Regions from separate parts of the Homo sapiens genome. Here region 2 is linked to region 1. A link is a loop called in an ENCODE intact Hi-C map of the cell type or tissue named here. Cell type or tissue: PC-3. All regions are shown on one strand. Each heading gives the region's core, and the rest is flanking DNA. Links, peaks and the distances in the headings are about the cores only. Region 1 has its middle 120 kb from the start of EOLA2-DT. Region 2 has its middle 41 kb from the start of MIR2114.

What was found. Hi-C counts contacts between places; a loop is a spot of excess contacts. Peaks named below come from ENCODE experiments on the same cell type or tissue, not always from the same donor. Only the 100,000 strongest peaks of a DNase experiment are listed, where the experiment ranks them.
Region 2: a loop joins it to region 1, with 8 times the contacts of the local background. A loop is called at or near these places in 2 of 110 quality-filtered maps.

The regions. Positions count from the first base shown.
Region 1 is chrX:150,054,660-150,070,349 of GRCh38, reverse strand. No RefSeq gene overlaps it. Among named protein-coding and RNA genes, the nearest start is that of EOLA2-DT, 120 kb to the right of the region's middle. In PC-3, for the core only: no CTCF peak of the experiment used is centred there; a DNase peak (open chromatin) is centred at 7,369; H3K27ac peaks cover 1,609 bases.
Region 2 is chrX:150,178,730-150,194,419 of GRCh38, reverse strand. No RefSeq gene overlaps it. Among named protein-coding and RNA genes, the nearest start is that of MIR2114, 41 kb to the left of the region's middle. In PC-3, for the core only: no CTCF peak of the experiment used is centred there; a DNase peak (open chromatin) is centred at 9,689; H3K4me3 peaks cover 370 bases; H3K27ac peaks cover 1,339 bases.

The DNA of each region.
Region 1 (15,690 bases), core at 2,916-10,915:
AAAATACTTTACAGATAAGCAAATGCTGAGAGATTCTGTCACCACCAGGCCTGACCTAAAAGAGCTCCTGAAGATAGCACTAAACATGGAAAGGAACAACAGGTACCAGCCACTGCAAAAATATGCCAAATTGTAAAGACCATTGAGGCTAGGAAGAAACTGCATCAACTAATGAGCAAAATAACCAGCTAACATCATAACGACAAGATCAAATTCACACATAACAATATTAACCTTAAATGTAAATGGGCTAAATGCTCCAATTAAAAGACACAGACTGGCAAATTGGATAAAGAGTCAAGACCCATCAGTGTGCTGTATTCAGGAAACCCATCTCACATGCAGAGACACACATAGGCTCAAAATAAAGGGATGGAGGAAGATCTACCAAGCAAATGGGAAAAAAAAAAGCCAGGGGTTGCAATCCTAGTCTCGGATAAAACAGACTTTAAACCAACAAACATCAAAAGAGACAAAGAAGGCCATTACATAATGGTAAAGGGATCAACTCAAAAAGAAGAGCTAACTATCCTAAATATATATGCACCCAATACAGGAGCACCCAAATTCATAAAACAAGTCTTTAGAGACCTACAACGAGACTTAGACTCCCACACAATAATAATGGGAGACTTTAACACCCCACTGTCAACATTAGACAGATCAATGAGACAGAAAGTTAACAAGGATACCCAGGAATTGAACTCAGTTCTGCAGCAAGCGGACCTAATAGACATCTACAGAACTCTCCACCCCAAATCAACAGAATATACATTCTTTTCAGCACCACACCACACCTATTCCAAAATTGACCACATAGTTGGAAGTAAAGCACTCCTCAGCAAATGTAAAAGAACAGAAATTATAACAAACTGTCTCTCAGACCACGGTGCAATCAAACTAGAACTCAGGATTAAGAAATTCACTCAAAACCGCTCAACTACATGGAAACTGAACAACCTGCTCCTGAATGACGACTAGGTACATAACGAAATGAAGGCAGAAATAAAGATGTTCTTTGAAACCAAAGAGAACAAAGGCACAACATACCAGAATCTCTGGGACACATTCAAAGCAGTGTGTAGAGGGAAATTTATAGCACTAAATGCCCACAAGAGAAAGCAGGAAAGATCTAAAATTGACACCCTAACATCACAATTAAAAGAACTAGAGAAGCAAGAGCAAACACATTCAAAAGCTAGCAGAAGGCAAGAAATAACTAAGATCAGAGCAGAACTGAAGGAAATAGAGACACAAAAAACCCTTCAAGAAATCAATGAATCCAGGAGCTGGTTTTTTGAAAAGATCAACAAAATTGATAGACCGCTAGCAAGACTAATAAAGAAGAAAAGAGAGAAGAATCAAATAGACACAATAAAAAATGATAAAGGGGATATCACCACCAATCCCACAGAAATACAAACTACCATCAGAGAATACTATAAACACCTCTATGTGAATAAACTAGAAAATCTAGAATAAATGGATAAATTCCTCGACACATACACCCTCCCAAGACTAAACCAGGAAGAAGTTGAATCCCTGAATAGACCAATAACAGGCTCTGAAATTGAGGCAATAATTAACAGCTTACCAACCAAAAAAAGTCCAGGACCAGATGGATTCACAGCCGAATTCTACCACAGGTACAAGGAGAAGCTGGTACCATTCCTTCTGAAACTATTCCAATCAATAGAAAAAGAGGGAATCCTCCCTAACTCATTTTATGAGGCCAGCATCATCCTGATACCAAAGCCTGGCAGAGACACAACCAAAAAAGAGAATTTTAGACCAATATCCCTAATGAACATCAATGCAAAAATCCTCAATAAAATACTGGCAAACCAAATCCAGCAGCACATCAAAAAGCTTATCCACCATGATCAAGTGGGCTTCATCCCTGGGATGCAAGGCTGGTTCAACATATGCAAATCAATAAATGTAATCCAGCATATAAACAGAACCAAAGACAAAAACCACATGATTATCTCAATAGATGCAGAAAAGGCCTTCGATAAAATTCAACAACCCTTCATGCTAAAAACTCTCAATAAATTAGGTATTGATGGGACGTATCTCAAAATAATAAGAGCTATCTATGACAAACCCACAGCCAATATCATACTGAATGGGCAAAAACTAGAAGCATTCCCTTTGAAAACTGGCACAAAGACAGGGTTGCCCTCTCTCACCACTCCTATTCAACATAGTGTTGGAAGTTCTGGCCAGGGCAATCAGGCAGGAGAAGGAAATAAAGGGTATTCAATTAGGAAAAGAGGAAGTCAAATTGTCCCTGTTTGCAGATGGCATGATTGTATATTTGGAAAACTCCATCATCTCAGCCCAAAATCTCCTTAAGCTGATAAGCAACTTCAGCAAAGTCTCAGGATACAAAATCAATGTGCAAAAATCACAAGCATTCTTATACACCAATAACAGACAAACAGAGAGCCAAATCATGAGTGAACTCCCATTCACAATTGCTTCAAAGAGAATAAAATACCTAGGAATCCAACTTACAAGGGATGTGAAGGACCTCTTCAAGGAGAACTACAAACCACTGCTCAAGGAAATAAAAGAGGATACAAACAAAAGGAAGAACATTCCATGCTCATGGGTAGGAAGAATCAATATCGTGAAAATGGCCATAGTGTCCAAGGTAATTTATAGATTCAATGCCATCCCCATAAAGCTACCAATGACTTCCTTCACAGAATTGGAAAAAACTACTTTAAAGTTCATATGGAACCCAAAAAGAGCCCACATTGCCAAGTCAATCCTAAGCCAAAATAACAAAGCTGGAGGCATCATGCTACCTGACTTCAAACTATACTACAAGGCTACAGTAACCAAAACAGCATGGTACTGGTACCAAAACAGAGATATAGACCAATTGAACAGAACAGAGCCCTCAGAAATAATGCCACATATCTACAACTATCTGATCTTTGACAAACCTGACAAAAACAAGAAATGGGGAAAGGATTCCCTATTTAATAAATGGTGCTGGGAAAACTGGCTAGCCATATGTAGAAAGCTGAAACTGGATCCCTTCCTTACACCTTATACAAAAATTAATTCAAGATGGATTAAAGACTTAAATGTTAGACCTAAAACCATAAAAACCCTAGAAGAAAACCTAGGCAATACCATTCAGGACATAGGCATGGGCAAGGACTTCATGTCTAAAACACCAAAAGCAATGGCAACAAAGCCAAAATTGACAAATGGGATCTAATTAAACTAAAGAGCTTCTGCACAGCAAAAGTGAACAGGCAACCTACAGAATGGGAGAAAATTTTTGCAACCTACTCATCTGACAAAGGGCTAATATCCAGAATCTACAATGAACTCAAACAAATTTGCAAGAAAAAAACAAATAACCCCATCAACAAGTGGGCAAAAGATATGAACAGACACTTCTCAAAAGAAGATATTTATGCAGCCAAAAGACACATGAAAAAATGCTCATCATCACTGGCCATCAGAGAAATGCAAACCAAAACCACAATGAGATACCATCTCACACCAGTTAGAATGGCGATCATTAAAAAGTCAGGAAACAACAGGTGCTGGAGAGGATGTGGAGAAACAGCAACACTTTTACACTGTTGGTGGGACTGTAAACTAGTTCAACCATTGTGGAAGTCAGTGTGGCGATTCCTCAAGGATCTAGAAGTAGAAATACCATTTGGCCCAGCCATCCCATTACTGGGTATATACCCAATGGATTATAAATCATGCTGCTATAAAGACACACGCACACGTATGTTTATTGCGGCACTATTCACAATAGCAAAGACTTGGAACCAACCCAAATGTCCAACAATGATAGACTGGATTAAGAAAATGTGGCACATATACACCATGGAATACTATGCAGCCATAAAAAGGATGAGTTCATGTCCTTTGTAGGGACATGGATGAAGCTGGAAACCATCATTTTCAGCAAACTATGGCAAGGACAAAAAAACCAAACACCACATGTTCTCACTCATAGGTGGGAATTGAACAATGAGAACACATGGACACAGGAAGGGGAACATCACGCTCTGGGGACTGTTGTGGGGTGGGGGGACAGGGGAGGGATAGCATTAGGAGATATACCTAATGTTAAATGATGAGTTAATGGGTGCAGCTCACCAACATGGCACATGTATACATATGTAACAAACCTGCACGTTGTGCACATGTACCCTAAAACTTAAAGTATAATAAAAAAAAATTTGAGGATCTTGTAGTTTCAACTGTAGGTATACATCTGTGATTGTAACAAATCTCATTAGACTAAACATTGGAATCACAGAATCTCCAAGTTGGAAGCGCCCCTGTAGATTATCTCATTCAATTCTTTCAGTTGACCTTTTGAGCAAACTTGGGCTAGGGAGGAAACAGGATCTGCCCAGATCGATGCAAATAGTGGTAGAGAAGGGACTGGAATCCCTTTTCTGCCTCCCAGGGGGAAGCTCTTGCTATATCTTCCTGATGGTCTTTCACCTTCACCTCTAAAACACCTGCAAACCCATTCTGAGATGTTTTGGGTACGTTATGCTGGACATCTGTTCTCTACAGCAGGGGTGGGCAAACATTTTCTGTAAAGAGCCAGATAGTAAATATTTTAGTGTTTGGGAGACATACGTTCTCTCTATCCAATGTAGTGACTACTCAACTCTGCTGTCGTAGCACGAAAGCAAACACAAAAGCCAAGTAGTGACATCTATTCAATTCTGCTGTCACAGCACAAAAACATTCATAGAAATATGTAAACAAATGGATGTTTATTGTGTGCCAATAAAACCGTACAAAAACAGGCAGTGGATTTCACCTGTGGGCCAAAGTTTGCTGATCCCCGCTCTAGATCTTTACTAGTGAAAAAAAAGAGTTCTGAGCTGGACTCGGTGGTACCTGCCTGTAATCCCAGCTACTCAGAAGGCGGAGGCGGGAGGACCACTTTAGCCCAGGAGTTTGACACCAGCCTGAGTAACACAGTGAGACACCATATCAAAAAAGAGAAAACGGGGCAATCTTTGGTAGCTCAGTGACAGTCACCTAAAATGTATCTCATGTAGTACAGTTAATAGAAAATATGTGCATGTTCCCAGCTGGACAATAGTAATGGAGAGGAGGTTATAATGGTGAGATCTTCTAAAATAAAGAAACAGTAGAGATAGCAATATGGTCTCTTTGTCCTTTGTGTTAGGTTGGCCTAAGCAGAGGTTGATGAAGTAGTATAAAGAATGTCAAAGACAATAAGCCCATAAATGGAAAGATGAATAGTCATCTCTCTGACATTTCATTTTGCCCTTCTCGTAAGGAGGGGAGGAGGTTTTCTATAGAAACATCCAGAGCTGCAGAGCTTTCAGGTTTCAAAGACAATGAATTAAATCTAATTTCAAAATAGTTGGTCATTATGCTAATGCACATGCACGCACACACACAGGGGCAAAGTGTTGTGATCTAAAATACTTAGAAAAAATGACAGAATAATAATAATTCTGTTAGGAGAGTATGATTTATTATAACTGTTTAGTATCGACAGAAAGCAGGCATGAACAAGCAGCGTGAAAGGAGGAGAATGAATATTTTAAAAATATAATGTTTAATGATATTTCCAAAGAAAATGTTTCTGAGTTGAACTCTTTTCTTCTTTCAAAAAATTTATTCTATTTAATAATGGTTATTACCCATTTTTAAGGTGCCCTGTGATGAAAACAATCTTTTGAGACGAAGTAAAACTTCAGTAGGAAATGAAAACTTCCTCTCATTTTTCTCATATATCTGTAATGCTTACCCACAAAGTAAAACAGACAATACAAATGCTAAATATAATGAGCATGTGCTTAAATAATATCTACTCCTGACAGTTTCTTGATGTTGACATAATGTTTCCATGGGTCTGATTAGCTTGTTGCTTCTCAGGTTAAATAGTTCATACACAAGTTTTCTTTCCTTCTCCATTTGACCACAACCTTACAGGGAGACATATCGTTTGGAGACACATTTTTTGTTCCATCATGAATCCTGAGGTGTGTGGCTAAGCTAGTAAGAGCAATGCAGGTGCAGTCTGTCCAGGGTCCAGCTAGCAGCCCCAACCATACTATACCCATGAGTCCCGGGGTCACTTCACTGTTCCTTGGAGGGCCACCAGAGTAAATGACAAGAGGGCAGGAAAGGAGTTAGCAAGGAATCAAAGTTATATTAACCAGGAATAACAGGTTTCCTGGGATAGGTCTGCTTCTAATAGTTGACCTAATTGACCAGGCCTTAAATACATTTGTCCTTGGCAGAACACCGATCTAGAATTTTAACTTCAGAGCTAGGAGACTTTCAGATCCAGCGATAAGAAGAGAATGAACAGAGAGCAAATGGGAAGAAAATGGTGCAAGGCCTTCACAATCTTGGTCACCTTCCCCTATTTGGTATGTGTGCTCTTCCCTCCCTGCCCATTAGGCGCTGATTGGCAATGAAGTCCCCGAAAATGAAAGTATGGACAATCAGGAAGTGAAACCTAGGAGGAGAGTAGCCGGAGCAAAGGAGGGAGACAAGTGCCTGTGAGACCTGTGAGGAGAGAGGAGCTAAGCTGAAGGAAGGCAGCACAGCATCCTTGAGAGAACACCCATTTTGGGGTCAGATACTCATGTTGAAATTGTAATTCTTCTATCTGCTGGATGTGTGATCCTGTCTGGGGTGGGCAGGGGGACATGTCATTGAGTTTCTCTGAACCTTCAATTTCTTGTCTAACAAATGGATATCTAACACGCACCTTGCCATTCTGGATATGAGGATTCAATGAGAGAATGCATGGAAAGAGCCCCTCAAAGTTCTGGCACAGAGTAAGCCCTTGTGTTAGGAATCTACTCTTGGAGCTTATGGGAAAAGGGATCCTGGGTAGCCAGCCCAAGAGAGGAAATAGCCCCAAAATTTAGCTTTCAGGAAACTCAGTGGCTTTCTAGTCACCTCAGCCAGCTGCCTCCATTCCACCACAAAACCAACAGCTTCAAAAACAGGCCCTGTAGGAGGTGGTCAAACAGCTTTCCCTAGTCAGTGCCTTCTGAGTGAATACTGTCATGTAGTTCACTGGATACTTTGAGGAAAGTAGCCACAAGGCAAAAGAATTCTCCAGTGAGCTCCCCCAAAATCTATGGCATCAGCTTAGCATCACAGCATACTGCTTAATTAAGGTGACTCTTTTTCTCATCTCTCTTTCCACCTTAACTTAGTATCTTTCAGTTAGCTGTCAAAAGGCTGTGCTCTTTGCAACAGCTGCTGCTCCCCTGGCTGCCAGGGCTGGAACGTTGAGGTCGCCTGGCAATTTCGTAATTCTGATCCTAAGTTGAGGACAGCATCATAGCAACACTTGAGTGTCAGGGCAGAATATCCAGTGTAAACACTTCATCCTGAGTTGGCTTCTGTGGCTTGTTCAGCACATTTTGGATTTATTACCCTCTCTAGCTTCCGTGACCTCGAGGAATGAAAAGCCATTTTAATAGTAGTGTAAGTAAAGCTAATTTAAGAAGGGAAATCTGCTATATATATCAAATAATGTCTTTCAAACTGAAACGAGTGACTTTGGGGTGACTCATTGCCTTGGATTATCCTTTTGAATTATTCATGCTTCTTTTATTTCCTCCTTTAACACAACTGAAAGCTGGCATCATCATCCCACCTCAATTCTGGGGAGGGGATAGAGATGATAAGGATTCTATTTACTAATATTCGTAATGGGTAGTTTGAAAATAAAGGAGAAATTAAAAAAAAACAGCTGCATTGAGACAGTGCCTACTTTCACAGAGCTCAACACGTGTTGGCATCATCTATTTGATGGCATCTATCCTCAAGGTCAATTTGTAAGTATGAATTGAGTGTCTACCATATGTGAAAGAGAACATTCCATGCTGTAAGCACAGAAGCCTAAGTAATAATAGATGTGATGTTGTCATCTGAGTAAGAAGAGATCAGGAAATGGAGAGGGAACCTGAATTTCTGAGTACCTCCTGCTTTGTATAAAAATGAAGAAACTTAAAGTGGGTAGATATTAAGTAGTTTTACCATGGTCATACAGGCAGCATGAGATAGGGCCAGGATTCAATCCCAGTTTCTCTGACTCCAAAGACTGTGATCTTTTCACTATACCATGTTGGTATCTAAAAATATAGGTCTTCAGATCTGGGGCAGGAAATTTACATAATGATCCCAGAATATCTTATCATGCCTAGCAAGGAAGCTTTCAAAAACCACAAGATTCATGTAAAAAGGACTCAGGGGCCAATTTAAAGAGGTTCCCTATGGCCAAAGAGGGGCCAATGTGAGCCTCAATATAAGAACAATCAATCAAAACACATAAAATATGTTTAAATCCATGAATTCATTATTATATTTTGAAAATAATCACTCATTGATTATATTAGTGGATAGTGAGCTAGCTCATTATTTGGAATTAGGCATTTATCCTGCCTTCTTATATAAACTGTACCACTGGATAACCAAGTAGGAGATGTACAGAAATATTCCAGCTAACAAATAAAGAAGGAATAACAAAATAAGAACATCACCATTTTTGCAACCCTTAATGAATGAATGAATCTAGGTTTAATTGTCAGTGGCTGCTAGCATCACAAAAACAGAGACAACCAGATAGTGCGTGCCTCTAAATGTAGAGCACAAACTGTATATGAAATAGTCGACCAAAAACAAAACAAAAAGCAAAGAAACTTAAGCCTCTAAAACCAACTATTAATTCAGAGAAAACACAGAAGACTGCAGAGAATGTTAAACTTAACAACAAAAATGCAATAAGTAAAATCCAGTATAGGAAATGCTACATGTAAAAGTACTCATTTTCTTCAAAAAATAAATGGCAAAAAGAAAGAAGGAGGGGAACCTGTAGATTAAAAGAAACTTAAAGGCCATATCAATTATAGTATCTAGCCCATATTTGGAGTTTTATTCAAACAAATGAATATCCATTTATGACAACTGTAAGAGAGTTGGAAACTTTAACATTGACGGGATATTTGTAGATTTTAACACAGTTTTGTTCATTTTTAGATGTAATTTTTGTATTGTGGATATGTTTTTAAAAGAATCTTAATCCTTTAGAAATACATACTGAATTATTTACAGATCAAGTGTTATGATGTCTGTGAATGGCTTCATGAGATTACAAAAAGAGGTAAAGCAGATGTGGGTACAGATGAAACAAGAGTGGCTGGGTGTTGATCATTGTTGAGGCTGGATGATGGGTATAGGGGACTCATATAGTTCTATCTGCTTTTGTATATATTTGAAATTTTTCATAATTAAAAAGATGTATCTATACAACACACACGTACATGATTTGACGATACATGCATGCATATATATGCCAAAATTCCTCTTCTTGGAATTGATCCTGTGGATACAGAGTGGAACCATACCATATGCATATGTGAGTTATGTAAATTCAAATATATACACTCGGTATACAGAGGAGAGAGGCAGGGAGACAGAGACAGAAAGTTAGAGAGAGGAGAGAGTTGAGGGAAAGACAAGACAACAATTGAAATGGCGTAGCAGGTTGTGCCCACCATTCCGCTCAATGATCCTGCTGTGCCCTAGAGAGAACATAAGGTAAAAGCTGTGGTTCTTCTACTCCATCGGTAAGGTTCAGTCCCTGTGTGTCTCTCATACAGTGAGCATCTCACAGTGATTGTGGTGTTTAAAGACACACATATTTCATTCAACATAGCTCATAACCACAAGCTAACCTCTTCATCTGGTGCTTAGCCAATGACTCAGTGATCTACTCCAATATTGGGGGCAAATAGGCTCTGCTGGAATAATGAAGATATGGCATGTCAGCCTTCCTGAGGAAGTTTTTTTGTTTGTTTTTGTTTTGTTTGTTTGTTTGAGACGGAGTCTTGCTCTGTCGCCCAGGCTAGAGTGCAGTGGCGTGACCTCGGCTCACTGCAAGCTCCGCCTCCTGGGTTCACACCATTCTCCTGCCTCAGCCTCCCGAGTAGCTGGGACTAGAGGTGCCCACCACCACGCCCGGCTAGTTTTTTTTTGTTTTGTTTTTTTGTTTTTGTTTTTGTTTTTTTGTATTTTTAGTAGAGACAGGGTTTCACCATGTTGGCCAGGATGGTCTCGATCTCCTGACCTCGTGATCCGCCCACCTCGGCCTCCTAAAGTGCTGGGATTACGGGCGTGAGCCACCACACCCAGCCTCCTGAGGAAGTTTTAAGGGTGGTTTTGACTCTATGGGATATTTACGTTATGTGCTAAAGAATCTAGCCAAAGGGTGTTAAAGTCCATCATACCTATACATGTGTGCAAGGACATGTGTCAAAAGATATGTTTAATGTTTAATATGTCACTGTAATATTTAAAAACTGGAAAAATCCTAAATGTTCACTAACAGAGAACTGGTTAAACATGGTGTGTTTTCACAGTAGAATAATTTATGGAGTCATTACAAAGAATAAGGTTGATAGCTTCCACGCAATAATAGGAAAAGATGTCTAAGACATACTGTTACATGAAAAAAAGCATGTGGTAGAATAACATATGTAGTGAGTTTATATTTTTGTAAATTACAAAAAGAATAAATATATACCTGTAGAGACATACACATCATTGTTCTTTTACAGCACATTTCTAAAAGAATATACTAGAAACTAGTAGTAATGATAGACTGAAGAGAGGAAATAGGACTTTAGAGTGAGAGGATAACTTCCTTTTAATTGCACACTCTTTAATATAGTTTGAAATTTTAACATGTGCATGCATCACTATTGACACTTTTGTTGAAGCATTACACACATATAGAAAGGGGCACAGTCCATATCTGTACAGTTCAATGAGTTAGCATAAAGTGAATACACACAAGTAACCACTACCCAGACCCAAAACAGAACATTGCCAGTCTCCAAAAGCCCCATCATGCACCTATAATTCTCCTTTCTTTCCCCTTGGAAATTAACTACTATCCTGATTTCTAATACCACAGTTTAGTTTAATCTGTTTTTTTAAAATCTTTATAGAAATTGAATCAGACAGTATGTATTATTTAGGGTCTGACTTATTTCAATCAGTATGTTTGCAGAGCCTTTCACATTCTTGCATGTAGGTATACTTTGTTCATTTTCATTACTGTAGCGTAGTCTATTGTGTAAATGTATTGCAATTTATTTATATATTTACTGTTGATGAACATTTTGGTTATTTTCATTAATTGACCAGTACTAAATTAATGCTCTAATGGACATTCTTGCATATGTCTTTTGCTGAACACAGGCAGTGAAATTTCTGGGTCATAGGGTAGGTATTTGCTTAGCTTTAGTAGATACTGCTAAACAGCTTTCGAAAGTGGTTGTGTCAGCTTACCCTTCAATTAGCTGTGGATATACACAATAACAAGAATGAAAACAAAATCCTACTTCAGTTCACATAAGCAGTGTTGATTTGACTGGTATTTCTGTGTTGTTTGTAAAAATTAAAGACATGAATCACTATGTTACCTAATGTGTTTATTCAATATTCCTGTGACAAATCCCTATTTGAGTTTTGTGTCAGGAAGAAGTTGACATTTAAAGAGGAATATAGCCCTCTTCTGGTTCTCAAGTTATTTATGCCACTGTAACCCTCACCCTTGACTGCAAAAAATTCAGTTAAAGTCAGTGCTCAACATGCATAGTGTTCTGATCATGAGGTATCTGGTAATATCTACTCCTTCTTGAAACATGCAACTCTTCTCTATGTCTTACTTTACATGATACTTAAACTGGTAAGTTTCTGCAAATCCTTTTGGAAATAAAGGGAGGAGGAGGTTAAATTGTAAATAAATAAACCAAAAATAGTTCTAGCCCCAGATGGTGAAATTTAAAAAGGAATTGTAAGAAACTAAGGCTAATACAGTCCAAACAACAAAAGTGCACAAAGAAAGCAGTATAAAATGCAGTGTTCAGTAATGTGTGATTTGCCAACCACCATGCACATGGCTGGTGGCCAGGACAATGTCAGGTTTACATGAGTTTCAAGCCCTCACAGAACATACTGCCACATTTTGTCTTGATGGGCGAAAGGTAGAAACTCCCAGGATTGGGGACCTTGTGACTCCGGCCCAGTGGATGAGCCCCTTTCCCCAGACAAGGGTCCAATTTATTCTTCTTGAACTGGAAAGAAATTATCCTTTGTAAGAGACACACAGTCTACTACTATGTCTCTCAGTCAAGTATTGCCACCCTGGAATATCTTCCTATCTGTGCGTCCAGGCAGACAGATGCCCACATACTTCTTGCTCACTACCAGAAGGAGCCCTAAGCAATCAAAGGGCCCACTTGCCTCACCTTTGGATGCTGTTGTGGTGTTCATCTAATACTTGATGAATGTATCAATAGATTTCTTAGATCTCACAGTAGTGAACAGATAGATTCAATAAGATTTTCCATTTGCCTAGGGGCTAAGTCTTTGCTGAGTTTGAAACTGATATCACACAGAGTAAGAGTTCAGGGGAGAATGCCTGGGATTCTGGAAGAGTATATGAGGCTCTAGAATTTAATTGGAGGTTTAAAGAACAGGTAAGGTATAAAGGCAATAATTAACATGAATTTTGGGAAATCACATATGCTGAGTAATGTATCTACAGACCAAAGCAGAGGGAATAAGTATTGGGAAAGGAGATTTGGATTAGTTCATGGAGGCCCTTCTATTCCAAATTAAGGAACTTGGATTGTATGTTATTATTGAAGATTTTTGAGTAGGGTGAGAAGAGATCATAGTGAAAATAATATTTCAGGAGATGAATATGGCCATGGTATTCAGCACATACTGGGATTGGGGAGAAAGATAAGCAGGGATTTCACTGCTACTGCTATGATTCAGGCAAAGACAACACATGTGAAATTGGTTGAGTGCAGCACGGATGGAAAAGCAGAAACAGAGAAGAGGACAAAGGAAGAACTGCTGGGTTCTGAAGTGATCACGTGTGCAAAAGGAGGCAGAAGGCAAAGCAGGCTTGGAGCCAGGAGAACCAGGAGACAGGCACCTCAATTACTGATGGTAGCATTCTTTGTAATAGCAAAAGATTAGAACCAACCCAAATATCTGTCAACAGGGACTCCCTGGTTGAACAAGCTATGATTTCTCTTCAGGCTGGCATAGGATGCAGTTATAAAAAAGGAATGAGGAAGAGCTCCATACGATGACATATGATAATCTGTAGGACATGTTGTTAAGTGGAAAAAACAAAGAAGCAGGGCAGTGTTTATAGCACATGATACATTTTGTGTAAGAAATATGGGTGGAATACAACTACTAACTCTCATTTGTTTAATATTCAAACACATAATAGATCTATAAAACAAAACCTAATAAAAATGATTGCTAAAAAGGGAAGAAGGAAAAAGAATGGTGAGCAGAATGGAAACAAGACTTCAAGAATATCTTCTCTTACATGATTCCAACTTTGGAACGTATAATCAATGTAAAGATAAATCCAAAAGAGAAAGGAAAACAATCCCTAAAACTGAGGGAAAAAATGAAGCAAAGGAATTAAACTGCGTATCAAGTTGGAAACATAACTCCACAGGGAAAGAAATTAGTTCAACCGACATTAAAATATAATACTTTGACTACCTCCCTAACAGGACTTTACTTTAAGAACAACAAAATAGCAAAGCAATCTTAAACTGCATTCCATAGTCTTAGTAGTAACACTTGAATTGTTATTTTAAAATTGTTACAAATATCAGGTAGGGTAAAGCAAGTAATTTTGTTGATGTCATTAGGAACCAAGACTTTTAGAGTAAGAGAGAAGAGATACAGTTACAAACATAAAAGATAAGTAAAAACCCTATCCTCTTAAATTTGACTTTGAAATATCAGTATAAACTCATCACTTCTATTGTTTAAAAAATATGTATCTCCCAGCTCTTTCACTAAAAAGAAAATACATGACAATCTAGTAGCTATGAGGAAACCCAGCTCTCAGACTGTGCTCTCTAAATATCATTTCCCATTAAGGGGAGTTAGAGCTCTTTGGATAAATGGTTGACCCCCAGTTTGGGTTTGGAATTGTATAAGATGAGCCTGAAACATCCTATATAACCAAAAATCAAGGAAGCTATCATGACAAAAGGAAACAGAAGCCAACTTAAAAGATTTAACTTAAAAGTTATTATATATAACTATAGTTATAATATGTAACTATATATTATATATATTATATTATATATAACTAGTTATATAATATATTATAACTAGTTATATATATTATATTATATAACTAGTTATAATATATTATATAGTTATAATATATATTATAGTTATAATATATAACTATATATATAACTATATATAATATATATAACTACTCTGCCATTATCACATCAATAATATATATCACAACTAGTACTACTAGTTGTGATATATATATAAAATGACTCTGCCATTATCACAATTAATAATTCATTATATATAATAATTCATATATATATTCCTTGTGAATTGTATAAGGAAAATATATATAGGCATTATCGCTATATGAGAAGATAGAAGAACTGAAAAACTGAAAGGTATTACTGCTAATAAAAAGAGAGAAGATGGGAAGAGAAGTCAGTTTGGGGAAAAAAAGATGAGGATTTTGAGACATGAAGTTTGGGAAGTCAGCCAAAGGACCAGGTTTAAATATGCAGCAGGAGGCTGAAGACTCAGACTTGGAGCTCAGAAGAAATGTCAGAACTGGAGAGAGATTTGGGAGTCATCTATACAGATGCCTCTAAAGAGCAAAGCCTTGGGATTAGATTAATTTTCACCAGAAAAGGAGAGGGCAGGGCCAGGTCCAAGCCCTAGAGAATATTTATATCACACTGGGGTGCTAGCGGTGGTAGGGAGGAAATGGAAGAGGTAATGGTGAGGAAGCAGGAGGAAAAAAAAGACTTGGCTGGGTGCAGTGGTTCATGCCTGTATTCCCAGCACTTTCAGAGGCTGACATGGGTGGATTACTTAAGCCCAGGAGTTCGAGATCAGCCTGGGCACCGTGGCTGAAACCCCGTCTCTATAAAAAATACAAAAATTAGCCAGACATGGTGGCACATGCTTGTAGTTCCAGCTAATCAGGAGGTTGAGGTGGGAGAATCACCTGAGCCCAGCAAGTTAAGGCTGTAGTGAGCTGTGATCGTGCCACTGCACTACAACCTGGATGAGAGGAGTGAGACCCCGTCTTAAAAAAAAAAAAAAAAGAGTCAGAAAAACACAAGGAAACCCAAAATAGTTTTGTCTTACAGAGGCCAAAGAGGGAAATAATGCCAAGGAAAGAGTGGTCAACAGTGTTAAATTCTACAAGGTTAAGGAGGATAAGGCCTCAGAAAATGCAACTATCTCTTACCCCAAATTCCTACCATATATCCAAATTAATTTGAAGCTGATGGTGACCTCACTAACAGTGAGCCTGTAAGACACTGTCTTAATCATCAGCTTCCATCTGTTCCTTCATTCATTCCTTCCCTCAATCCCCCACTCCCCAGTCATTCATTTAACCAACATTCACTGAGTGTCTACTCCAAGCCAAACCCCTGCTATGTTCTGCAGATATTGAGACAAATGAAATATCGTCCCTCCAGAAGCTCACAGCTTAATGAGGAAGACAGGCCTGGAAAAATAATTACAGCATAGTGTTAACACTTCAGCAACGACTTATTGAATGTATATTCT
Region 2 (15,690 bases), core at 5,142-13,141, 120 kb before region 1:
CTCAAAAAAGTCAGAATATGCTCCATGGGCTTTGAGCATTACCAGCCACAGCCACATAGCATTTTTAAGTTTTACATTCTGGGCAATTCAGTGCAATTAGACAAATATGTTCCCCAATGTAATGATGAACAAGGGTGCCCTGTGGGGAAATGGAGAGGATAGGCTTGGTGCCTGTTCTTGATGATCTCACAGATGAGGAAATACTTCCATCTAATGACACCCAGCCTGATAAGTGCTAGAGAAGATGCTCCAAGAGTGGGCTCAGGAAGCTCAGAGTAAAGCATGACCATTTTCCACTTAAAAACCTGAGAAAGCAGGCCGGGCGCAGTGGCTCACGCCTGTAATCCCAGCACTTTGGGAGGCCGAGGCGGGCGGATCACGAGGTCAGGAGATCGAGACCACAGTGAAACCCCGTCTCTACTAAAAATACAAAAAATTAGCTGGGTGCGGTGGCGGGCACCTGGAGTCCCAGCTACTTGGGAGGCTGAGGCAGTAGAATGGCGTGAACCCAGAAGGCAGAGCTTGCAGTGAGCCGAGATCGTGCCACTGCACTCCAGCCTGGGCGACAGAGCGAGACTCCATCTCAAAAAAAAACCAAAAAACAAAAAAACCCTGAGAAAGCTTTCTGGAAAAGGCAGTGGTTGACCTGGGCCTTGGAGGATATGTAATATTTCAATGGCCAGAGTTGGTGATGAAGGCATTCCTGGTAGAGGGGAGAGCAGTGACAAGGGCATGAGAGGACACATTTGGAAAATGGCAAGGAGCCCATTTGGCTGGGTCCCTGTGTCCTGGGCTGACATCATGGGTGAGGGCAGGTCCGATTCTGCAGATGATAGTAAGCCATCAAAGCTCTTAAGTAAGGGAGGTGGCACCATGCATAGCCATGTGCAATGGTTCTCAGAGTAGGATCTGTGGACCCGTGGAGGTCTCCAAGACCCTTTTAGAGGATCCTCAAGGTGAAAACTATTTTCCCAATAATACTGAAATGTTCTTTGATATTCCACTGTCATGCTTTCCATTTGCACTGCTGGTGCAAAAGCAGAGGTAGGTGAAAAGAGCAGGTTCCTGAGCATGAATTGGGACCATGGCACCAACTGTACTAGTTGTCAATTGGATTCTTCACCACCACACACCTGCAGTTTAAAAAATGCCAGCTTCACTTACGAATGTTCTTAGCGAAGCAGTGAAAATTAACTTTATTAAATACTAGCCCTTGAGTCCCCTTATTTTTAAAATTTGGTGAGACACAATGAGAACTATGCTCAAAGCAGTTCTGCTGGAATCAAAGTGTAGTCGTTGACTCAAGGCAAAGCACTACTGCGTGTTTTGAGTTGTGAGCTAAACTGGCCGATTTTTCATAGAACATCATATTTACTTGAAAGAATGACTAACTAATGTTACTCAGACTTGGGTATTTGGCAGACATTTTCTTGTAGATGAACGAAGTGAGCCTGTCACTTCAAGGAAAACAACTGACTATAGTTTTTGCCAATGATAAAATTTGAGCCTTCAGGCAAAAATTTGAATTTTGAAAAGCTTGTATCCACCACTGTAAGCTTGACAGCTTCTCAACAGTTAAAGGCTTTTTCCAACGAGATGGGTCATAATATTAACAAATGTGATCTTGTGATGTTGTGGAATGAAATATGTCAACATATGGAGGCTCTCCATAAGTCAGGGCACCACCATTTTTTAAAGCGACCAATACACAATGTTACCAAACAATAAATAGGTAAAAAATCCATTCAAAAGACAAGAGAGTCCAACGGAACCAAGTAGAGAAGGCTCACTGATAAAGTTTTGCATCCCACATTACACTTAACCTGTAAAAAACAACCATTGGTGGAGTTTTTGTGTCCTATCAAAGACAAATGTCCACAATGATCTGAAAAGTCTATTAAAATATTCCTCCCTTTCTCAACTTCATATTAGTGTGAGGCCAGATTTTCTTCATGTACTTCAACCAAACAACATCTCACAACTGAATAAAGAAGTAGATGTGAGAATCCAGCTGTCTTCTAGCGAGCCAGACATAAAAGAAATTTGCAAAAATGTAACATAATGCCACTCTTTTCAATACAAGTTTTTGTTTAGAAAAATATAGCTATTTTCATAAAAATACTATTTATATTTACATGTAATTAGTTCATTATTTTAATTTCAAAATAAATAAATATTTTAATATTTTTTCTAATATGGTAACATAAATAGATATGACCCACATAAACAAAAGGTCTTTGGAGGCCTCAATAAGTTTTTGTCATTGTTGTTGATTTACCTCATTATATCATTTTTTTTTCTGAAGTAAAATTCACATGACATAAAATTAACTACTTTAAAGTGTATAATCAGTGGCAGTAAGTATATTCTCAATATTGTGCAACCATCGCCTCTGTAGTTCCACATTTCCTTCACCCCAAAAGGAAGCCCCGTACCATTAAGGAGTCACTCCCCTTTCTGCTCTTTCCCCAGTCCCTGGAAACCACTAATCTCATTTCTGTTTCTGTAGATTTACTCTCAATAAGTTTCAAGAGTATAAAGGATCTGAGGAAAAAAGTTTGAGAGCCACTGGCTTAGTGGTTCAAATCCCAGCTCTGTTTTTATTAGCTGTGATTCCTTGCTCAAGTTGCTTAACTTCTAGGAGTCTCATTTTCCTCCCTAAAATGAAGATAATAATAATAGCATATTCAGAGGGCTATTGTGAGGATTAAATGGAATAATCATGTAAAGCTCCTGGCAGATAGTAGATAATAAATGGGAGTTCTTATCACCAAGACTGAATCCAGTCCCCACAAAGAAACACTGATTCCATTTCCATACACTCTGTAGACATGACTGGCAACACCTTAAGAACAAGAGGCAGCTTCTTCACCTCATTGTCACATGCTTACCAGCCATAAGGCTTTGGTGAGTAACTTTACCTCTCTGAGTTTTGTTTTCTTTATCTATAAAATGGGCCTAATTATAATACTAATCCCACAGGGTATTTGTGAGAATCAACACAGGAGTGAATGCTTACAATATTCTTGGCATGCAGGAGGCACTCAATGTCAGGTAGTTGTCTGGGAGGGGTTGCAACAATGATAACGACATAGATGAAAATGCTGACACTGTGTCTCTTGGCACCCTGTGGGCAGCTCAGGGGCTACCACCACAGGTTGGCCCTTCCTTTGGGCTGTTTCTTGTGATGGGCCCACAACCCCCTCTTTCCAGGAGATGGCAAGATCATCACATCACAGTCAGTTCAGTGGCCTAAGAGGCTTCATCTTTACTTAGCTGCTCTCTGTGCAGAGGCTGCTTGGGCTTTAGAAGAGTGAGTAAGTTTACACCAGGCTTTTTGCTAGAGCCCCATCTCAGCTGTAGCCCAAGACAACACTCTAGTTCCCTAGTTATGCACTCAGCTGGATTAAAGGGCACTTTGACTACTGGCTGGTGGAAGTTCCCAAGATACCCTAGAGAGTCCTTAGGGGCTCAAACTTAATCTTTTGGCATATCAAAGGAAAGAAACAAGGTCTGCCGCTGGCATCCATTCTGATGGTGCAGGGCTCCCTGTGGTAAATCTGTCTCCACTGCCATTGGCATGTGGATCCAGGACCTGTCAGGCCTGCAGCTATTGACCTTGAGCCTCTCAGTTGTAGGCTGACCACCATGAAGCTAGAGATGTCACCATTTAGCCACGCTTCACTGCAACATTTAACATCCTGCTGATACGGCTGTGAAATCTGAATTCTTGTCAAAGTGATATTGAGAGTGGTAAGCTGAGGAAGGCTGGCCCTCGCAGCCATGTGTCCAAGGGCAGGTCAGGTGGTAGGGTGGAGAAAAGACAAGACTGGGAATCAAGAGACTTACATTCAACCCTGGGGAGAGCTGGAGACATGAGCTGCCTGGGCCTCAATTTCCCCACTTGAAGAATGGAAGGTTGTACTAGCTCAGGGCTAACTTTAGTTAGCATTAGTCAGGGAGCAACTGCCACTGAATATTCACTTTCCTGGGCCCTTGAGGAGATTCTTTGTGATTTATTTTGCCCTGGAGAAGCTTGTTCTGGTCCTGAGGACCTGGATGAACAGGAACTTCTATCCTGGGTGGGTGATATAACTCATCACATATCACAAAGAAAGCTGGCTGGCTCAAAGCTTCATCCCAATGGGAAAGGATCTGTCTTAAGCTTCTTCTCCCATCCAAACACCCCCACTTACCAAAACTCATCTTGGCAACACTGGCTTAAAAGCCTTCTTGCCTCTGCCCTTTTACAAACTCATACAGCTGGACTTGAGTCCTCCTAGTGTCCCACTAGCAGCCGTTTGGAGGAGGGGATCCAGCTCATCTAAAGGACTTTGGTGGCCCAAGGGTGCCACTTCCCTGTCAGGAGGTTAGCAGCAGTGGGGAGAAATAGAGCAAGCATGAAGGGAATCCATGATGTGCACAGAGGGGGCACTTATGGAGACAGTGGCCAAAAAAAAGATTGGCATATCTGTTGATGGGGGATGGCAGTAGGTGAGCACAGGGTGGGCAAATAGGAATACACCTCAGTCAGGGCTGGGGAAGTTTATTGGGTGGGTTTAGGAATCTCTGGATTTCTGTGTTCCAGACTTCGCCTGGGGATAATATAGACTGGGTCCCTGACATACCATGTGCTCCAAGTGGAATGGGTTCTGAATGACTGAAATGTTTACCCCCCTGGCACTCTATCTGACGATCTGCACTGATGTACTCTGAGGATGCTGAGTCCATGTGCTATCAAAGGCATGGAAGTGGCTGGGAGGGACGAAGGATGAAAACAGGAGCCAGTGTAAAGTGGGAGAGGTTAGGGCTGCTGGGCTTGGGCTGGAGAAGCAGCCCCTTTATATAGTCATTGGAGCCTCGGGGCATGACGCTAGAGAAAGACAGCATGGAGGGCCCACTTGGCCTGTCCAGATGAGGATAGACTTTTACATCCACTTTAGATTGAGTGGAGGAGAGGTCCACAGGGGTGCCTTAGAGTAGAGGTCAACAGACAAGAATCCTCCGTGCTCAAAGTCTGCCTTTATCTTCTCAAGGATGCAAGATAGTGCTGAATATGCCACTCCTCTTTCCCCTGATACCATGTTGACAAAATGTTCATTCAATTCTTTCAAAAAAATCCAAACACAGTAATCTTCCTGAGGAATTCAGAATTTTCTTAATTTCTGTCTGACATCCCTGCCTCTCTGGGGAGGTAGAGGTAGGAAAGAATATAGAAATTGTCCAAGTCTGAAAGTTGGCTCTAAGGAAACTTTATGCTGCAAAGCAGACATGCAAAATCTCTCTTGTAGTTGTCACAATGATATTAAATTACCTACTTTATTCATTTATGAGGCTCAATGCGAGCAGCAAATCTTAGCTGGCAGGCCCCAGGCCTGGGCTGTTGAGGGAAACAGGTGGTATGTGAGCACACACACCTTGTCAAGGCCTTTCTTGATGTCTCCCAGTGGCCTGAGTCCTCCTATAGGGCCTGCCCAGGCTTCAGGCCTCACTACCACTTGCTGCCTGGGAGTACATGACTACATGGCCCTCACTGTTCACCCAGCTTGAGCCATGCTCTTGCAGATGGAAAAAGAGCATACATGCATACTTGACCTCTGCCCTGTGAGGTAAGCAACACAGATATCAATAGTCCTGTTTCACAGACAAAGAAATTGAGGCCCAGAAAGGTTAAGTGATTGGTCATACTCAGCTGGCAGTAATAGAGCTGTGTCAAAACTCAGCTTCTCTGACTCCAAGCTCAGTTACCTTGCCATTCTGCATGCTGCCTCCTGAACTGGCCATGAACACTCTTTGAAGAGGTCATCTCAGAGTGAGGACACAAGTTGGGGTATCTGTCTCCACAGTTCTTCCCCATTCACTCTGTGAATGCAAACATGAATTTACGTTTGGCAAATATCAGTTAATATATCACTTCCATAGATAATTGAAAATTGGCTCTTGCCTGGGTGCAGTGGCTCATGCCTATAATCTCAGCACTTTGGGAAGCCAATGGGGGAGGATCACTTGAAGCCGGGAGTTTGAGATCAGCCTGGGCAACATGTTGAAATCACATCTCTTCAAAAAATAAAAAAAAAAATAGTGGGGTGCAGTGGCACGTGCCTGTAGTCCTAGCCACTTGGGAGGCTGAGGTGGAAGGACTGCCTGAGCCCAGGAGTTTGAGGCTGCAATGAGCCATGATCATGCCACTGCACCACAGCCCTCCAACCTGGGTGACAGAGTGAGACCTTGTCTAAAAAAAAAAATAAATAAAACCGAAAATTATCTCTCAAAATTACGGCAAAAAGATGAGACCTCTGGGTTAGTGAATTCAGGAGTCAAGGGGTAAGATTTTTAAGATGAATCCAGATATGGCATTAACTTTAGTAGGTGTTTAAAGAAGAGTTACAGCCATGTGAATACCCTGCTGTAAGACCTAGGTGATGATGAAAACTATTGTAGGCTGGATAATGGCCCCAAATCTGGAACTTCTAAATGTTACCTTATATGGAAATAGCATCTCTGCAGATGTGAATAAATTAATAATTTTGAGATGAGGATGTTATCCTCACATCTTCATCCATTTGGGTAGGCTCTAAATGCAACATCATGTGTCTTTATAAGGGGGAGGCAGAAGGAGATTTGACACAAATGCACAGCCCTGGGAATAGGAGTGCTACCTAGCCCTGCCACTTCCTAGCTGGGTTGTTTTTGGCAACTTGAAGGATAGGAATGGAACATACCCTCTTAGAGTCCACAAAAGTTAAATGAGAAAATATATGATGGATGGTAAGCACTCAAAAGAAGATGGCCATTATCATCTTTCTTTATTCGTGAAAACATAAGAACTCTTTTCATATGTAGTAGGGCTGAATAATTGGCCCCCATGATGCTCACATCATAATCCCCAGAAGCTGTGAATATGTTACCTGACATGACAAAAAGGACTTTGCAAATGTGATTGACTTAAGGATCTTGGGATGGGGAGGTCATTTTGGATTTTCAGGATTTGCCCTAAACGTAATCAACAATGATTCTTCTAAGTGGGATGGAGGAGGGTTAGAGTCAAAGAAGGAGATGTAATGACAGAAGCAGAGGTTGGAGTGATGTGGGGTCATGAGCCAAGGAATGTAGGTATCCTCCGGAAACTAGAAAAGGAAAAAAAAGAAAAAAGATCTTCCCCCTAGAGCCTCTAGAAGGAATGCAGCCCTGCCAACTCACTCCAGTCTTCTGATCTCAAGAACTGTAAAATAATAAATTTGTGTTGGTTTAAACCACTCAGTTTGTGGAACTTTGTTACGGCAGCCCTAGGAAACTAATACATCATATAAGGTGAAAGAAGGGTTTTTCCTTCCATTGTATACTTGTCTTAGGCTTCCTTCTAAGGAATGCTAAGCTTGCGAGGTAAGGTGGTTACCTTGTGGTATATCTTTATATCCCCCAGAGTTCTGCAGGACCTGTCCCTGACAAGATCTCTCCAATCATTATTTTCATTCAATGCTGGTGCCATTGACCCATCTCAGATCCATATTAGCTTTCTCTAGGACTCTTCAAACAGAATCCTCATAGGCCTCCTAGACAAGCTGTCTCCATCTCAGCTCCATCATCTATGCAGTCCCCAGCATGAGCTCTCTAACATACCAAGTCTGCCATATCATTCCTCTGCTCAGAAACATCCAGTGGCTCCCTATCACCTACAGGATGAAACCCAGCACCACAATCCATTCCAACCCCACTTACTTCTTCAGCCTTCTCTCTTGCTATGCACTGCTATCTGCTTTAACATTACCAGCTATCCTGAACCTCTCCCTCTTCCCTTTCACCATTCCATATCATCACACAGTCTGTTCCCTCCACTTGGCCATTCTCAGCCATCCTTCAAACTTCATCTCCCACGAAAAGGCCTCCCCCAACTCCTAGCAGAAACTAGGGAACTCCATGGCTTGCTCCTGGAGCATGTGTCCAGATTGTACCACAGGTGGCTGATTATGTGTCTGTCACCCTCATGTGACCATGAGCTACCGGCAGGAAGGGACTCTGGCTGATTCATTCCTGCATCCTCAGAGCAGGTACTTGCATGTGCTCTTTGAATTGGCCAATTGCTGAACTAGTGTTTGTCAAGTGGAATTACTTAGCATGGATGGCATCCTGACACAATGCAACTTTGCTTGGCACCAGCAAACTGTCATCCTCCCTGTCTCTCCCATCACCTCTCCAGCACCAGGCTTCAGGGGCTGGCAACTTTATCTGTGTGGATGCCCAGCCCCTGTATGACACTGTTTATTGATTTTAGTTGGGCTACAATCATTACATCTGTTACCCAGCTCCACACAAGGGCTTTTAATAGTCCCTCTCTTTCTCGAATTCTCAGCTTCAGATCTGTCAGCCACAGAAATGTTGCTTTCCTTCTCTTTTCTAAGTCCATACCATACTGATCATTCATTCACCACTCTGGGAGTCTCCGATTTTCCCACATAGCCCCAGAGAGGCTTCCAGATAAAACAGCTATGACACAAAGTGACAGCAGGCATGCCAAGAGATACCTATCATAGCGCCCGGCATGTTGTAAGTGCTTATAACACAAATTTCTACGGTAGTAATTCTTCATGCACCAGAATCATCCAAGGACTTGTTAAAAATCAAATTTCTGAGTGCCACTCCAAGAGGTTCTAAATCAGTAGGTCTTCAGTGGGGGCCAAGAATTTGCATTTCTAACAAGTTTCTGAGTGATGGAGATGCTGTTGGTCCAGGGAACACACTTTGAGAACTGCTGGTTTTCAGAATGAGTGTGAATAAGCAAATTAAAGAGAACTTGTGAAAGAAAAGGCACTGTACCACGAGGCCTGTGGAATGCCTACTAGTTGGCAAGGAATGCACGTGGATGCTGAAGGTAGCAGAGAGCTCAGGCAGTAGAAACGGGATCTGAGAAATGCACATGGGATGGGGGGTGATAGGGGCATAGGATACACAGAGAAGGAAGGGCAGGCTCAGGGACAATATAAAGACACTGGGTGTCTGTTTGTATGTGAATAAACTGGTATCTTATAGCCAACGAATCCACTGATATGTGGCCACCATTTCTAGATTAGCTGCTTGGTTACCTACTTCTTAATCCAGCTTTAGTCACAGATCAAGGAGTCTGCAGAGGAGAAGACAGGCTATGCTAGAAAAATATCAATGCTAGTAGGAAAGTGGCATACAAGGCTGCTGAATTAGGTGAGCTAGATCTAGTGTCCTAGATGTCTGTTAATGCAGGGAGGAGCAAATATAAGCAGACATTTCCATAATTTCTAATTGGTTCATTTATATGTTTACTTGTTCTTATTTCATTTATGTCTGTTTTGGTACGTAATTTCTTAGTTTTAAAAACTAGATGTTATTTTTCACCTCTTTGAGGATACTAAATGTATCTTTTATCAAATCATTTTTAGGCTGCAATAATACTTTCACTTTGTCAAGAGGGAATCCATCTCCTTAGTGTTGATTTTTTTTTTAGCTGTCACTCTTCATATTCATTTTTCTCATGTGTTTTGGGATTTTGGCTTAGCTCATGTAGTAGTATGTTTGTTTATTTTCTCTGCCCTCACCCTTTCCTGTTTAGTGTTCTTGTTATTGCCTCCACCTAGCACCCTAGAGCTCTCGGTTAAAAATCATGTATTTGCTTGGTGACTCAGGCTTCCATCCTGCTGCGATTCTGGGGATATCACCAGATTTACAGGTAACTTGAGCCAAGTCCTGGTTGCCAGGATGTGTCTGCTTCATCTTACATCCCTAAGTTTGCAGCTCTGTGTAAACCGCAGTTCTAATCAGGGGGTAACTGCAATGTTTATACATCCTTTTCATGAATGGGAAAGCCCCACACTAGGACTTGGTTTCAAGCAGTAAATCCAGTGCCTTCTCATTACCCCATAGGAGCAGAACACCTGGTCATCTCCATCTCCTTCTAGATCCAGAGCTTAGTTGCCCTGTGCCTTCATCCCTGCTTAGCAGATATATTTATGTTCCAATTTTGGTCCACTGAGATACTTATTTATTTATTTTTAGGGCTGTATGCATTTTTCTCTTTATAGTACATTCTTGCCATGTATTTGGTGGAGGTGTCTTAAAGTGTAAACTTTGAAAAAGCCATCTTAGCCAGCAGTCCAGATTGGCTTAGTTCTCAGTTCTTTACTAGTGTTGTTTGGACCATGAACTGATTTATAAAAATTTAGATTATATTAGTTTCTAGGACTGCCACAACAAAGTGTCACAAACCATGTGGCTTAAAATAACAGAAACTTATTCTCACAATTCTAGAGGCTAGAAATTTGAAATCAAGGTCTTGGCAGAGCCACATTTTCTCTGAAGGCTCTAGGGGAAGATGCTTCTTTGCTTCTTCTTTGCTCCTGGTGGTTGCTGGCAATCCTTGTCATTCCTAGACTTGTAGACATGCCATTCCAATCTCTGCCTCCATCTTCACATGGCCTTCTCCCTGTGTCCGTGTCCATTTTCTCTTCTTAGAAAGATACCAATCATTGGATTAGGGCTCACCCTAATTCAGTGTGACCTCATCTTAACTAATGACATTTGTAAAGACTCTATTCCCAAATAGATCATATTCATAGGTTTAGGGCAGGCACAAATTTTAGGGGGACACTATTCATGAGTACACTAGGCTATGACCCTAGAGGCACGCCCTGCTCCTGACTGAGGCAATGGGATATTCACCTCATCTCCTGATTCCCAGCTCTAGCTGGGGCCACTTAGCTCCCCATTAAATGCTATTTTCAAAAGTGCTACTGGATTATGGAATGTGACTTGCTTTTTGTCAGAATTTTGGAGTATCCTAATAGTGAATCAGTAGCATAATCTCTATGTACATGGGATGGCAAATGATGTCTGTTCTTGTACCCTAAATAATATTCCTGAGTCTTAGGCAAGTGCTCAGGTCCAGAAGGACATGTTTAGTTCTTTCAGTAGGTAACTTGAGAATTCAAAGTTGGCAGAGGAAGTCCAGTAACATCTCATTTATCTAGCATTGTCAGGCTCTTTGTCGTTATAATAAATGATCCCACATGGCTGAACCTCTTGCATTCGAACCTACTTTGTATAATATTGCTGCTTCCTCTGTCACTGTCAGTGGCCATTTGTGATGTCTGCCAGCCTCACTTCCAGTAGCTCTGGCCCTCTCTTTCTAATTTGCTGCTTCTATGTGCTACAGGCTGAGAGAACTGGCAGCAGAGCTTGCTAGACATGTGGGCGTGAAGCCACAAACTGCATATGAACCTGCCGAGCTCCCTGGTGAAGGAAGGGCAGGAGACTTCAGGCTATTTCAGCTCTTCAGACGCTGTTCTGAGGTTGATGACTTTCTGATTCAGTTAGGTCACCAATTACATGATTTTGGAATAATTGAGGTATTACTGAACTGTATAGAAACTACTTTTTGAAATCTGTAGGTTTCACAGACTTTATTTGGCCTGAGCACCCATTTGTGCCACTGGAGACCTGGAAGGGTCAGAGTGATGAGGCTGAGGCCAGCTCACAACTCAGGCTCTTTCTGCTGCTCCATCTTCCTTCCTCCTGCCTCATTCAGTGGTTTCCTCCAAGATTCCTAGGGCAGAGCCAGAGCTCCAGGCACTGGGGTCCAGACAGCAGGGCAGGAAAGTTCCGGGGGACACCAGAGAGAGTATGGCGTGGAAGAGAGAAGATCTTAGAGTCAGCCAGACCTAAGTTTCAATAGCCACTCTTCACTTAGTAGCTGTATGACTTAGGTGAAATTATTTAACTCTGGTCTTGACTTAAATACCTATAAAATGAGGATAATAATAACATCTACCTTGTGGGGATGCTTTTTGTGTATCAATTAAAACAAAGTGGTAAAAATGTTCAATGTATTGTAGGCACCCAATGGTAGCCCAGCATTTTCATTGTTGGATGTTAGTCTTCTGCTCATCCATTTATTCAGCATCAGAAAATACACAGCAGTACCAGAAACACACATGCACTTTATGTCCTGCTGAGAGATTGCTAATAAGCACTAGTCCTCAGCTTCCTAGGATGTGGAATGAGTCAGTAATATAACTGGAGGCTTTAGGACAGTAGGCAGATGTGGCCTGTCCTTCCTCACTCTGCCTCTGGCTCTCTTTCTCCAAACTCTAAGTCTCTGGAGGCTGTAGGCAACAGGCCCAGATTGGAAGCTCACCCCTCTCCAGTGGGCCCAGGGGGAAAAAAACCTCCAAGCTCAACATCTTGCAATTACTGGGAAGAACTGGGCACAGCTCTGTATTCTCTACCCTTTGAAGAACTTCCTAATGACCTTCAGAAGAAGGGAGGTTCCTTCCCCTACATTCCCCACATCTCAGTCAGGGTCTCAGCAAATAGATGGATAAGCAGTTACTGCTGCAGAAGGGCTAACATGAGGATTCTAATTTTGGGGCCACACTGCTATTCAGAATCTGCAGCCATTTGAGCAGCACTTTTAATGTTTTCAAAGTCCTTTCCTATTTTTTTAAATATGACCCCCATTTTAGCGATGGAGAAATGAAGGCAGTGACTGAGGCAGAGAGGGAGGAGGACCCCTGAATAAATTAGCAGCTGAGGTGGGGTCAAAGCCCTGGTTTCTTGCTTCACTGAGCCCTTTCTATACCATGTGGGCCCTATCAGTTAGGAATCAAAGAACCAGAAGAAGACAACAAGCCTGTCCACTATCCCTTAAGTAGCCAGCCTGAGCTTCCTTGGAGACCCCAAGAACACAAGACTTCACTCCAAGGACAAGCCAGGACTTCACTCCAAAGGACAGGCCAGGATGCTGGGGTGGGGGGCAATGTCCTCATTCTAGTTTTGTCACTCAAACTCTAGAACAATTGATAGTATATTTCCTGGGCTCAGCTCATTGGCTATGTGTGGAGAGTGGGCCTGGAGAGGAAGTCAGGGGGGTGTCAAGGGCAGAGGTAGGATGAGAACCCTTCCTCTCTGGGTCATTCACAGGGCACTTATACATTCTGACCTGCTGTGGTGGCCTTTAAGATCGTCATCTTCCCCATCTGTAAAGTGGGTATAACATCATTGTCAACTGCCTTATGGTGGCTGTTAGAAGGCTCAGAGGCCATTAGGGATGAGTGAGTGATCTATAAAGGAGAATCAGTATCTGACTTGGCTACTCATTCTAATTCATAGGGTGGCTACTAGGGGACAGATGGTGAGCTAAGTATTGTGCATGAATCATCCCCAAATAGCCCAGTGACAGAACTGATATGAGAGCCTTTTCTGACCAATTCCAGAGGCCTAAAAAATGAGCTGGAAGTCATACTGCTATGTGCATAAGACTGTCATATTTTGCAAACAAAAATAAAGGACTCCACTGACATTTGAATTTCAGGTGAATGATTAACAATATTTTAGTATAAGTATGTACTGTGCAATATTTGTGACATACAAAAATTATTCAGTTTATCTAAAATTCAAATTTAACTGGGCATCTTGTAATTTATCTAGCAATCCTATGTGTACATGGAGTTGGCATTGCAGGGGCAGCAGGTAGGCAGGCTTTTTGTTTGTATATTCATTTTGAAGCAAGGGAGTTAGCAGTCCATATACTAGTAGAGAAATTATCTTCCCACCAAAACAAGTCACCACTGCTGTTCTCACCTTGAGGGCCACCATGAACATATACAAACTTGATATTGTGTCCTGAAGAAAAACCTTCACCTAAGCTTATATCCTGTCCCTTCTCTTTTCTTCCTGAATGTTCCTACGACCCTACTTTTCCCCATTCATCTGGGCTCCTTTGGGGAATTTAAAAAATATTTTATCAAGGATAAAGGGGATATTTTAAAAAATAAAGGTTATTTTTGCATGTTTAGCATTTGAGTCCACCTAAACATGAAGTTCATGATGTTTAAAGATATTTGTAGCCTTCCTTTCTGTCCAAGACAGAGTCACAGGGGCTGAATTTATCCTACAGCTTGAAACAATCAACAAACAAACAAACAAACAAAAAAGAAACAATACTTTGCAAGATTCTGGGCATTAGGTAATGCAAGACAGTGATCCTTAATACATGGGAAACAAATGAGGCAAGTGCTACAATTGCCCCAGCTTATTGCCTAGAGAGAGATTTAAGGCTGTGGAACAGGGAGGGAAAATCCAGGCAGAGTTTGATGCTCTCCCTGAGTTGAAGATATGGCTGGGAATCCAGGAAGGCCAAGGAGGCTAACTTTACAAGATAGGTATTGTAAAACTGCACAGAGGGGACATTTTGGCGACCCACTGAGGGTCTCCCTTGAGTATTCAGTGTAGTAATGATCAGTGAATCCATGTGAAGGAACTACCTAAGGCCTAGAAAAGAACTACTTGAAAGAATTATGAGTAACAGTACCTGTAACTTACACAACTCAGGATAATGCCTGCTTCTCCCAGCCAGTCTGGAAAAATCTCAGATTCACAACGTATTGAGTACAGCACACAAATGAATCTTATCTCAGTATTAGGGAATAATTAGCTCTAGACTGATAACTGCTTCAATCCTCCTAACAAATCATAAAAGGAAAACCTGAGAGGTTCAAGCTATTTCCAAGTAACTTAACTATGCTCCAGAACAAGGCTCAAGAATATTCATAGGAATACAAAAATATCCAGCACCAAATAGGGCAAAATTCACAGTGTTTGTCATCCAATAGAAAGTTACCAGGCAAACAAACACAAAAGCAGGAAAATATGACCCACAATGAGGAGATTGAAACCAACACAGAATTGAAACAGATGTTAGAATTAGTAGATGAGGACATTAAAATGGTAATTATAACTGTATTCCAAATGTTCAAAAAGTTAAGTAGAGACATGTGAGATACAAAACAGACCCAAATTGAACTTCTAAAAATGAAAACTATAATGTATGACACAAAAATACACTGGATGGGAATAATGGAAGATTAGACATTGTAGATAAAAGATTAGTGAACTTGAACAACCACTAATAAAAATTATCCAAATGAAACACAGAGAGAAAAGATATAAAAAAAGAACATAATTGAACTGTGAGAGAACTTCAAAGACTTAATACATGTGTAACTGGAGTCATGTGAAGGAAGGGAAGAGGCAGAAAAATATTAGAAGAAATAATGACCACAAATTTTCCAGATTTCGTGAAAACTATAAACCCATAGTTCTAATAATTTCAATAAACCCCAGGTATGAGAAATATGAACAAACCATACGAATACGTATTATAAAAAAATTGCTCAAAACTAGTGATAAACATCATAAAAGCAACCAAAGGAAAAAGACATGTTATGAACAGAGGAACAAATATAAGGATAATAGTAATTTTGGGGGGTCAGAAACAATGCAAAGAAGAAGATAATCAACATCTGTAAGGTACTGAATGAAAAAAAACTTGTCAACCTCGTATTTTATACCCAGTGAAACTGTCTTTCAAAAATGAAGGTGAAATACCCAGGAGTTTGAGACCAGCCTGGGCAACATAGGGAGACCTCATCTCTGCCAAAAAAAAAAAAAATGAGCTGGGTATAGTGGTGTGTGCCTGCCTGTAGTCTCAGCTACTCGGGTGCTGGGGTGGAAGGATTACTTAAACCTGGGAAACTGAGGCTGCAGTAAGCTGTGTTTGTTGTTTGTGTTGTGCCACTGCACTCCAGCCTGGGTGACAGAGTGAAATAAAGACTTTTAGCAACAGACCTGCACTGCAAGAGATGCTAAAGAAAGTCCTTCAGGCAG